Regions from separate parts of the Homo sapiens genome. Here region 1 is linked to region 2. Evidence: chromatin loops called from intact Hi-C (ENCODE). Cell type or tissue: CD14-positive monocyte. All regions are shown on one strand. Each heading gives the region's core, and the rest is flanking DNA. Links, peaks and the distances in the headings are about the cores only.

What was found. A loop is a pair of places that touch in the nucleus more often than their neighbours do. Peaks named below come from ENCODE experiments on the same cell type or tissue, not always from the same donor. Only the 100,000 strongest peaks of a DNase experiment are listed, where the experiment ranks them.
Region 1: a loop joins it to region 2, with 2.5 times the contacts of the local background. A loop is called at or near these places in 4 of 110 quality-filtered maps.

What each region holds. Positions count from the first base shown.
Region 1 is chr10:47,235,701-47,240,088 of GRCh38, forward strand. No RefSeq gene overlaps it. Among named protein-coding and RNA genes, the nearest start is that of GDF10, 62 kb to the right of the region's middle. In CD14-positive monocyte, for the core only: no CTCF peak of the experiment used is centred there; no DNase peak of the experiment used is centred there.
Region 2 is chr10:47,284,774-47,289,161 of GRCh38, forward strand. No RefSeq gene overlaps it. Among named protein-coding and RNA genes, the nearest start is that of GDF10, 13 kb to the right of the region's middle. In CD14-positive monocyte, for the core only: no CTCF peak of the experiment used is centred there; no DNase peak of the experiment used is centred there; H3K4me3 peaks cover 787 bases; H3K27ac peaks cover 256 bases.

The DNA.
Region 1 (4,388 bases), core at 183-4,182, 49 kb before region 2:
GCACACAAAAATTTGAATATGGATAGACATAATAGCATTATTCAGAACAGCCAAAAAGTGGAAACAAACCAAGTATGCATCAATAGATGAATGGATTAAAAACGTGGTATATCCATACAATAAAATATTCAGCTATAAAAATAATGAGGTACTGATACATATTACAACATGGATGAACCTTGAAAATAGTACACCAAGTGAAGACATCCAGGCACAAAAGGCCTCATATTGCAGAATTCCACTTATAGAAAATGTCCAGAATAAGCAATTCCATAGAGACAAAAATAGATTAGATTGTCAGTGGAGTGGGGAGGGGGCAATGGAGAGTGAATGCTAATGGGTATGGGGTTTCATTCTGAGGTGATAAAAATATTCTGGAATTATATAGGAATGATACTTGTAGAACATTGTAAACATACTATGAACCACTGAATTGCACACTAAAAGAATGAATTTCATGAATGTGTGAATTGTATATATATGACACCAAAAAACTCAAAGAAGCAATCTATGCACTTAAGGATCAAACAAAGAGAAATGACTGTGACTTCATATGGACCTGATGTATTTTCTTTTCCCTGAACTTCTCATCGGAGAATTTTCATGTCTACTCCAAGTTCCTCTATAGGAGAATATTAGGTTAAGATCTACATCTGATGATAATTACCTTGGCAATCCTGTGCCCCAGGGGTTGGAGCAAAGAGAGGCTAGAGACAGTGAAAACAATAGAAAAGAAATGGATACAGGAAATAAAGAACCAAGAACTAGGATGGCTATAATAAAAAAAGACAATTAATAATAAGACTTCCCAGGATTGGGTAGTTGCTTTGACAATAGGATAGCAGGACACATGGAAACAAGGGACCAAGTTGTCTGAGGAGCATTTCAGGATATATTGATGGCAAGCAAACCGCTGCAGGGACCAGGGGGTCTGCCTGGACATGACCCCAGAACCCTCAGGGCACTGGGAGGCCATGCTTAACAGTCTGAAGTAGTGAACCAGATGAGCCCCATTGGCCATTTTGGCTCCACAGTGAGTTTAACAAGGAGAAGTAAAGGTCTCCAGATCACCCCAATATTAGCCCCTCTCTTTCTACCTGTGGAAGCTGGTCTCTAAAGATGGCTCCCTAATGAACCATGTTTCCCAATATTCACATCCTCATTTAATCCACAATAAGCATGACATCAGATAAGAAGTACAACTCTTCTGAAGCCACCATGATGTGAGGAAGCTCAGGCTACCCACACAAAGAGGTCATCTGTAGAGAAAGATTCCCAGCCAGCCAAGTTGGCCAGCCATCTCAGTCTGGGCACTTGGCATGAGAGAGAAAATGCTGTCTTGAGTGTCCAGCCTAGGCGAGATTTCGAATGACTCTAGTCCTAGGTGACATCTGATTGCTGAGTCCCGTAAACCCTCAGGATTGTGAAAGAGCATGATAAATTATTTTGAGTGTCTAAGTTTTGGGGTAGTTTATCACACAGAAATACATGAAACATTAACTCAAGAAGCCATATGAGGCCACCCTCTCTGCAGACACAGGGACCACTTCTCTGGATTGGAGCAAGAGGAGAGTGTCACCTCTGCCCCCGGCCCTCACTGGCTTTAGTAGTTCTGCCAGATGTGGATACCAAGGATACCAACCTCTCCCCACTTTACTCTTGCCCACGGAAGTCAGAGAGGTTCCAAACAGCTCTTCCAGGCACGGAGCCCTGGAGCCTCCTGGGGTTGCCTGCTGCTGACTGCTAGTTTCCCTGGCAGTACCCAGTGATATGGGCAATGACCAGGGCCCTGCCATGTGTTTCCTGGCTGAGTCTCCCTTTCTCCACCCCGGACCTCTGAAATGTCCTGCTGCTGCCCATCCCAGGCATGGTGAGGCTTCCCCGAGGGAACCTGGGAAAGATCTAGAAAGGGCAGGGGCTCAAGGAATCCATGCCAGCAAACCCCCAGGCCATACTGGAGCCCACCTTGTGCGGTGACTCTCCCTGGTGTTGACTTAGGGCTCTGTGTACTTTATATTTTATGACTGGTGGCCCAGGGCAGAAGCTGCAAATAGTGTCTAGGCTGGCAACAGGGGGCAGCACTTCCTGGGCTGCCATCCAGGGGAGGGAAATCATGTGTCAGGGGTTTAATTCTTCTGTATGGTGTCAGTTTTCTCCTCCTCCTCCTCCTCCTCTTATATCAGGGTCGAAACAGAGCTTGATCCTTGGGGTGAAATTCCATTCTTACCCCCATGCCCAGCCCTTTTGTAAGACACACAAGCTCACTCCGTGGATGAAGCACTTTAACCCCATCAGGGGCACCGTGTGGCTTTTCACGGAAGTGACCAGTGTGCTCCCTGAGTTTGAGGGCCAGGGCTCCATAACAGTACCAGGATGTGACAGTGAGACAGGGGTCAGCCATGGACATTGCTGGTGTTTGGGCCCACAGTTTCCAGACTGGCTGGCACATTCAAGGGACTCCAGCCAGTGTTACCGATGGTTGTCACCTGTGTTGAGTGTAATACTAGCCAAGACCACCCCCAGATGGTTCAGAGTTGGAGGAGGTAGGGTAGGGGCTTGGGCAGGAAATGGTAAGTACAGTTTATTAATGAAACCTGTTTTAAAATATCCACTCACTCATTAAATATCACACACACACACACACACACACACACACACACACACTCCTGAATGATTTGAGTACATTTAGGCAAAACAGGATTACTTTTCATGTTTCAACAGCTGAAGATTGGGGCAGTTGTGGTTCCACACATAACTGCAGCCTCCGGGCTTGCCCTGGGCTAGGGATCTGACCAGCAGCTCACCCTTGACCTGTGCTCCCCTTGGACCAGTGGCCTGAAAAGGAGCTGCCCAGTGACAGCCAGCAAGGAGGCCATGGGGCCAGCTGGAATTGGCCTTCTTGTCTGCCCCCAGGCCATTCCCAGAGCCCACTCTGCACCACCCAGGAAGGTTTTGCTTTCTCCAACTCCTTTCCTTGCTCCCCAGTCCTGGCTCCAATTCCACACTAAGGATGGAAAAACGGAGTCACATGGAAGTGAAGCCATTTAACTGGGCATTCAGCAAACAGCAAGAGAGCCAGGTCAGAACCCAGGAGGAGATCTGTTGCCCAGAGGCATGAAGAGGGCTTGGGGATGCTGGCAAAGCCTGGGACAGGGCACATTAATACATGGAGGGTGTCACCTGCGAGGATGGGTGGGCTTGAGCTGGGGCAAATGGCAGAAAACTCGTGTCGTGTGAGCAAAGTCACTTGACTGCTTCAAGCCTGTCTCTTCACCTTTAACACAGGCAGGTAAAGAATATTCTGCTTCTCACTAACCTCTTGCTTACTCGCTGGCAAATCATGTAGATGTGAAAAATGTTTTGCGAAGTGCATTTGGGAAATAGCCTCACCATTATCACTGCTGCCAACAGCAATACCAGATAGAGCCTGAAGAAAACCCTCAACCCTGCCTTCCACACTCTACCTGGCAAGTCCAGCAAGAGACAGATGCCAGGTGCTGCCCTCTTGTCCTTGCCTCTCCTGTGCATGCACAACTAACTCCTCACGTCAAGAGGTGGCATCTAATCTTTGCCCCCTTAAAAATGGGCTGACCTCATTAACTTCCTGGCTAATACAGTGCGATGGAAGTAACATTCTAGGACATCTGAGGCTGAGTTGAAAGAAGCCTTATAGCTTCCACCTGGGCCTCTTGCCAGCTCACCCTTGGGATGTTCTCTGGGCCTCTTGCTTCCACGTTGTGGGAAGCCCAAGCCACACTGAGAGACCACAGATAGGTGTTGACATGCCAGTTGAGTATCCAGCCAAAGGCCAGCATCAGCAGCCATCTGTGTCTTGCCTAGCAGAGCCCTCACATACTGTAGCCCAGGCACCCTATGACTGCAACTGCATGAGGACTCTTAACACAAACCACCCAGCTGAGCCCAGTCAATACAAAACATAACCAGGAGAAATAATCATAAGTTGTTTCTTCAAGCCACTAAGTTTTGGAGTAGAATGTTTAACTGAAACAGCTCTTCACAGACCTGCAGGCACCTGAACCCCCTGGTTCTCCTGCCTGAGACCCTACACTTTGAACAGCTTCATCTTCTTCCTAGTGTGGCCTTCTCTCTCATCCTGTCCCTTGGTATCATCATTCCCTACTTTCTGCTGTTAATAAGCCCAGGGTCACTCTCAATTTAAGGCTTTTCCTACAGGTTCCCTACAGGGACGAAGATGAGACAACAGAGCGACAAACACAGGAAAGTGACTTCAGGTGGGGCTCTGCACATGCCATTCTTAGCCTGAGGTGGTGACTTCCTCTTTAGAGGACACCAGGAGAAGCGCCTGAAGATTTGCAAACCAAACTCTGAGTTCTTTCTGATCTTCACCCCCTAAATCCTTGCCCCAG
Region 2 (4,388 bases), core at 275-4,274:
CATTGTCCATTAACACCAAAGCTGTTTTCATTCTGAAGAGGGAGAAAGGGGAGAAGAAAAGAAGGAAGGGAGGGAGAGAGGGAAGAGGAGGAAGGGAGGGAGGAAGAAGGAGGAGGAGGGAGGAAGAAGGAGGAGGAGGGAGGAAGGAAGGAGGAGGAGGGAAGGGGGCGGGAGGGAGGAAGGAGGAGGAGGGAAGGGGGCGGGAGGGAGGAAGGAGGAGGAGGGAAGGGGGTGGGAGGGAGGAAGGAGGAGGAGGGAAGGGGGCGGGAGGGAGGAAGGGAAGGAAGGAAGGGAAGGGAGGGAAGGGGAGGGAGGGCAGGGAGGGAGGCTGACAATGTGGAAGTCCCTACTTTGAGTTTTCCAGAAGGCTAGCTCATCCCTTCCTCTAGGCAGTTTCGTTATCTCAGCCAATTAATCCTTCATTCTCGCTTGTTCAGTTTAGCTTTGGCTTCTATCGTCCATGATGTCTGAGTAAATCATGGAGGAGTAGCAAATCCTGCTAGAATCATAGGAAACTGACAACTGCTCAGAGCTGAGAGTTTCCGGCTGTGAACTTTTCTACCCTCCTGACTCATGATCGGGGCTCAGAAGGGAGGCCAGAGGAAAGAAGGCAGTGGAGGGGCTTCATGCCATCGAGGGCATCACCCCCATGTGTCATGGTCCCCTTCCTCCCCTCCCATGGTCCTGGAGCAAATTCCCTAACTCTCCAGACACCTTCCATGGGACAGACTCTCATCAGCCACTGTCCCCCCATGAGCCTGGGGCAGAAGACAGCCACCTGCAGGACAGCTCTGCACAGGGCTGTCTGGAGCAAGTCCCATTCCTAAGGGGAAGGAAAGGGCTGTGGAGGCAGGGGGGCTTCTGAGAGGGCTCCTGAGGGAGACAAACTTGATCCTGGGACTCTTGCAGGTGGAGAAAATCAAGGGTGGGTCTGGGGGATGACATGTCAGGCTGAGAGAACGGCTGAGGAGGCCTGTCCTTGGGAGGAAGGAGTATGTGGGCAGGAAATGAGAAGACACGCAGGGGCCTGGAAGAGAGGTGTGAAGGAGGGGCAGGGACCATGTGTTGGTGTCTGACACAGGCATCATGCCACGGAAAGGAGACAGGTGAGGTCCCACAAGCAGGAGGGTGGCAGGGGCACGTCTGTCATAAGGAAGATTGCCCTGTAGCCTTGAGGAAGGAGCCTGAAGGCAGTGGGCCTGGCATAGCGACCAGCAGCAAGAGAGCATCAAGACCTGGATGAGAAAGTGTCCGTGTGCAGAGCAGGCAGAGGGGGCTCCAAGAGATGAGCTTCACAGGACTGGCAGCCGGCTGGGGATGAGGGGAAAAGAGGGAGGAGCCAGCCATGAACCTTCAGCTCCATGGCACCATCACAGTAGGGGAGCAGGTGCAGAAGGAGAAGCAGAAGATCCCTGGAAGCAAGCTTGGTATCCCAGAGCCACTGGGGAATGCCAGCCTGAGGTCTGAGTGGAGATGCCGGATTGGGAAGTGGATGGAGACGTTCTGAAAGAGAAGGCCCAGAATAAGCAGAGAATCCTGAGCTCAGAACTTAGCAAGAAATGGAGCTGTCAGCCCAAGAGTCCAGAACTGAACCCTGCCCATAGCCTCGAGGGCTTTGAAGCCGGTGCAAGATAAGGGAGATTTCAGCCTGCACCTTGACTGCAGCCTTGAGAAAGACCCTGAGCTCAACCACAGCTGAACCACTGACCTACAGAAGCTGTGAGATAGAACCTGTGTATTGTTTTGAGCCATAATAAGTTTGGGGATAATTTGTAACTAAAACACCTTCCCTCTTCTCTCATCTTCATCTCTCCTCCTCCTCTTCCTTCCCCTTTTTTTTTCCTGTTTCTCCTCCTCTTCCTGTTTCTCTTTCCCCTCCCTCCTCCTCCTCCTTCTCTTCTTCCTGCTTCTCCACCTCTTTATCCTCTCCTCTGCTGCCTCAGTTCCCTTCAGTTAGACACAGGTGTCTCTGTGTTACAGGGACCTTGGCAGCACCAGCCCGGTCTGGCCACCTGACATTCCACCTCAGCAAACTGAAGAGCGGGGCTGTCACCACCAAGTCTGCTTAGAAGAATCCTGTGGAACAATGACTAACCCAACTTAGGATTTCTCCTGGGATTCACTGTGGCTGGGGGAAGTGTTAGGACTGGCATACACCAACCCCCTGGCATGGCACTTAGGCAGCCTCTCAGACAGGCAGCTCCACTGAGCCTCATGTGTGGTTTGGGGGAAGCCTTCTTCCACAGAAAGGAGAGAGCTGTTTCAAAAAGAAGGCAGGAAGCCATGCAGGCAGACAAAACAGCTAGCGAAGGGTGGAGTAGCAGGGTGGAGGGTAGGGTAGAGGAGACTGGGGCAAGGGGCCAGGCCATCAGAGTGCCCAAGGCAGAGCTCCAGGATGAAGGGCTGCCTGGGGCAGAGGGGAGAGCTGCTATGTCCCAGAGCCAGAGGGTGGGTGAGAAGAGGGAGGGTACATTCCACCTGCCACTCAGACCCCATGGGGAGGCGGCAGGGTGGGGAGATCCACTGATAGCTGAAGTCACCAAAGAAAGAGGAGATTGTGATGCCTTCCAGGTCATGGAGTGGGCACTGCGCTGGCTGGCACCAAAAGCATGGCTGAGGAGGCCAGGCTCAGAGGGGTTCCCAGACGTGCTCCACTCTAAGTGACCTTGGGCAGTCCCCGGTCTGTTCATTGTCTGCACCATGTGAGGTAAGGGGCAACTCGAGGGCTGCAGCAGCTGCCAACCCTTCCCTGCACTGGCAGCCTCATCTCCCCAGGTGGAAAGCGCCTGTAAATCTCAGGAGCCAGTGGGCGGGGTGCCCTGCAGGCTTTCATACTCGCTCGGCCAATGTCTGCAGGCTGCCGTGCCAGTTTCCTAACGCTGCATAATACACGTCCACAAGTTTAGCAGCTTAAAACAGCACACATGTGTTATCTCACAACTTCCACGAGCCCGGAGTCTGGTCACAGCTTGGCTGGGCTCTCCAGTCAGGTTCCCACATGGCTGCCATCCAGATATTCTCCAGGCTGCAGACCTTTCCGGAGCCCAAGTCCTCCCTCTCCCAAGCCCCTAGCAGCTGTAGTATGAGGGCCCCACTTTCCTCTGGGCTGTCATCAGGGATGGCTCCAGCTCCTAGAGGCCTATGACAGGACCCTTCGTCAGGACATGGCCAGCATGGGAGCCCTCTCTTCATAAAGGGCCCAGGCCACCATTCAAGGGCTGTCACCGGATTAAGGCAGGCCCACCCAGGATAATCTCCCTTTTCATTCCATCAAAATCAGCGGTTTGGGGCCTTCAATTAGATACACACAAAATCGCATGACCTCTGCCATATAACACAAGTGAATCCCAGGAGTGACATGCGTCATATTCAAAGGCCCCACCCCAACTCAGGATGGAATTGCTATGGGCAAATGCACCAGGAGCAGAATTCTGGGGACCACTTTAAAATCCTGCCCCCAAACCTCCCTGTGTCTCAGCCCACACTGGGTCCTGGAGCAACAACAGGGAGTAAGAAAGACTTAGCGCTCAAGGCCCTTGCTGGCCTGATGCAGATGAGACGTGGAGAAAGATTGTTCCACACAGTGGGACGTATCTTACAGGAAGACATGACTATCTCTGAAACGCAGGGGCCAGGACCTTTGCAAAGAATGGAGTCTTGGGGCTGGTTTTTGCAGGACGCTTATTCACCTGAGTCAGAGGGGCTCCCAGGCAGGAGAAATTGCTGGTGTAGGCATTGCCCAAGTCGCCATCCTTCAGTGAACCACCTTCACCATGCCTGCCATCGTTATCATTTACTTAGCTGTTTTTTAAAAAACCCACTCACTCCGTTTTACTTAAATTTATTTTAAACAGAATCTTTAAATCTCAAGTATAAATGGAAAACCAGCATTCCTTGTTATAAATAGAAGTTAACCATAAAAATAAATAAAAGAAACATGGGCTTATGAATTTCTTATGAACCTGCCAGCTGCTTTTCCTGTGAACAAGGGGAATCAGGAAGTGTGAGAGAGATGTTAGAGAAATACCAGAAGAAGAATGATATTTTTCAGAAAGGTGGAAAGGGAATAAGGAAGTAAGCAGTTGTCATGTTGGGACACATGGCCACTCTAGGTGCCTGGGTCCTGCCATCTCATGTGCAGCACCCCAGAACCAGGCTCAGGGGTGGCAAAATGAGTGTGGCGGGTTTATGAGGCCAGAACCTAGGAACGTCACCACCCGGAAGGGGTGAGAGAGGCTGCTGGACAGAGGGGGAAGTTGACTGGAATGCGATTACAACGGGGGCTGTGGCTGTTCCCACAGGTAGCTCTGGAGTTGGGATGGTCCCTCAGTGTTGTCCCAAATTGAGACTAGGGAGCCCAGACTTTTTTGTACAGCCGTGTGGTCCCA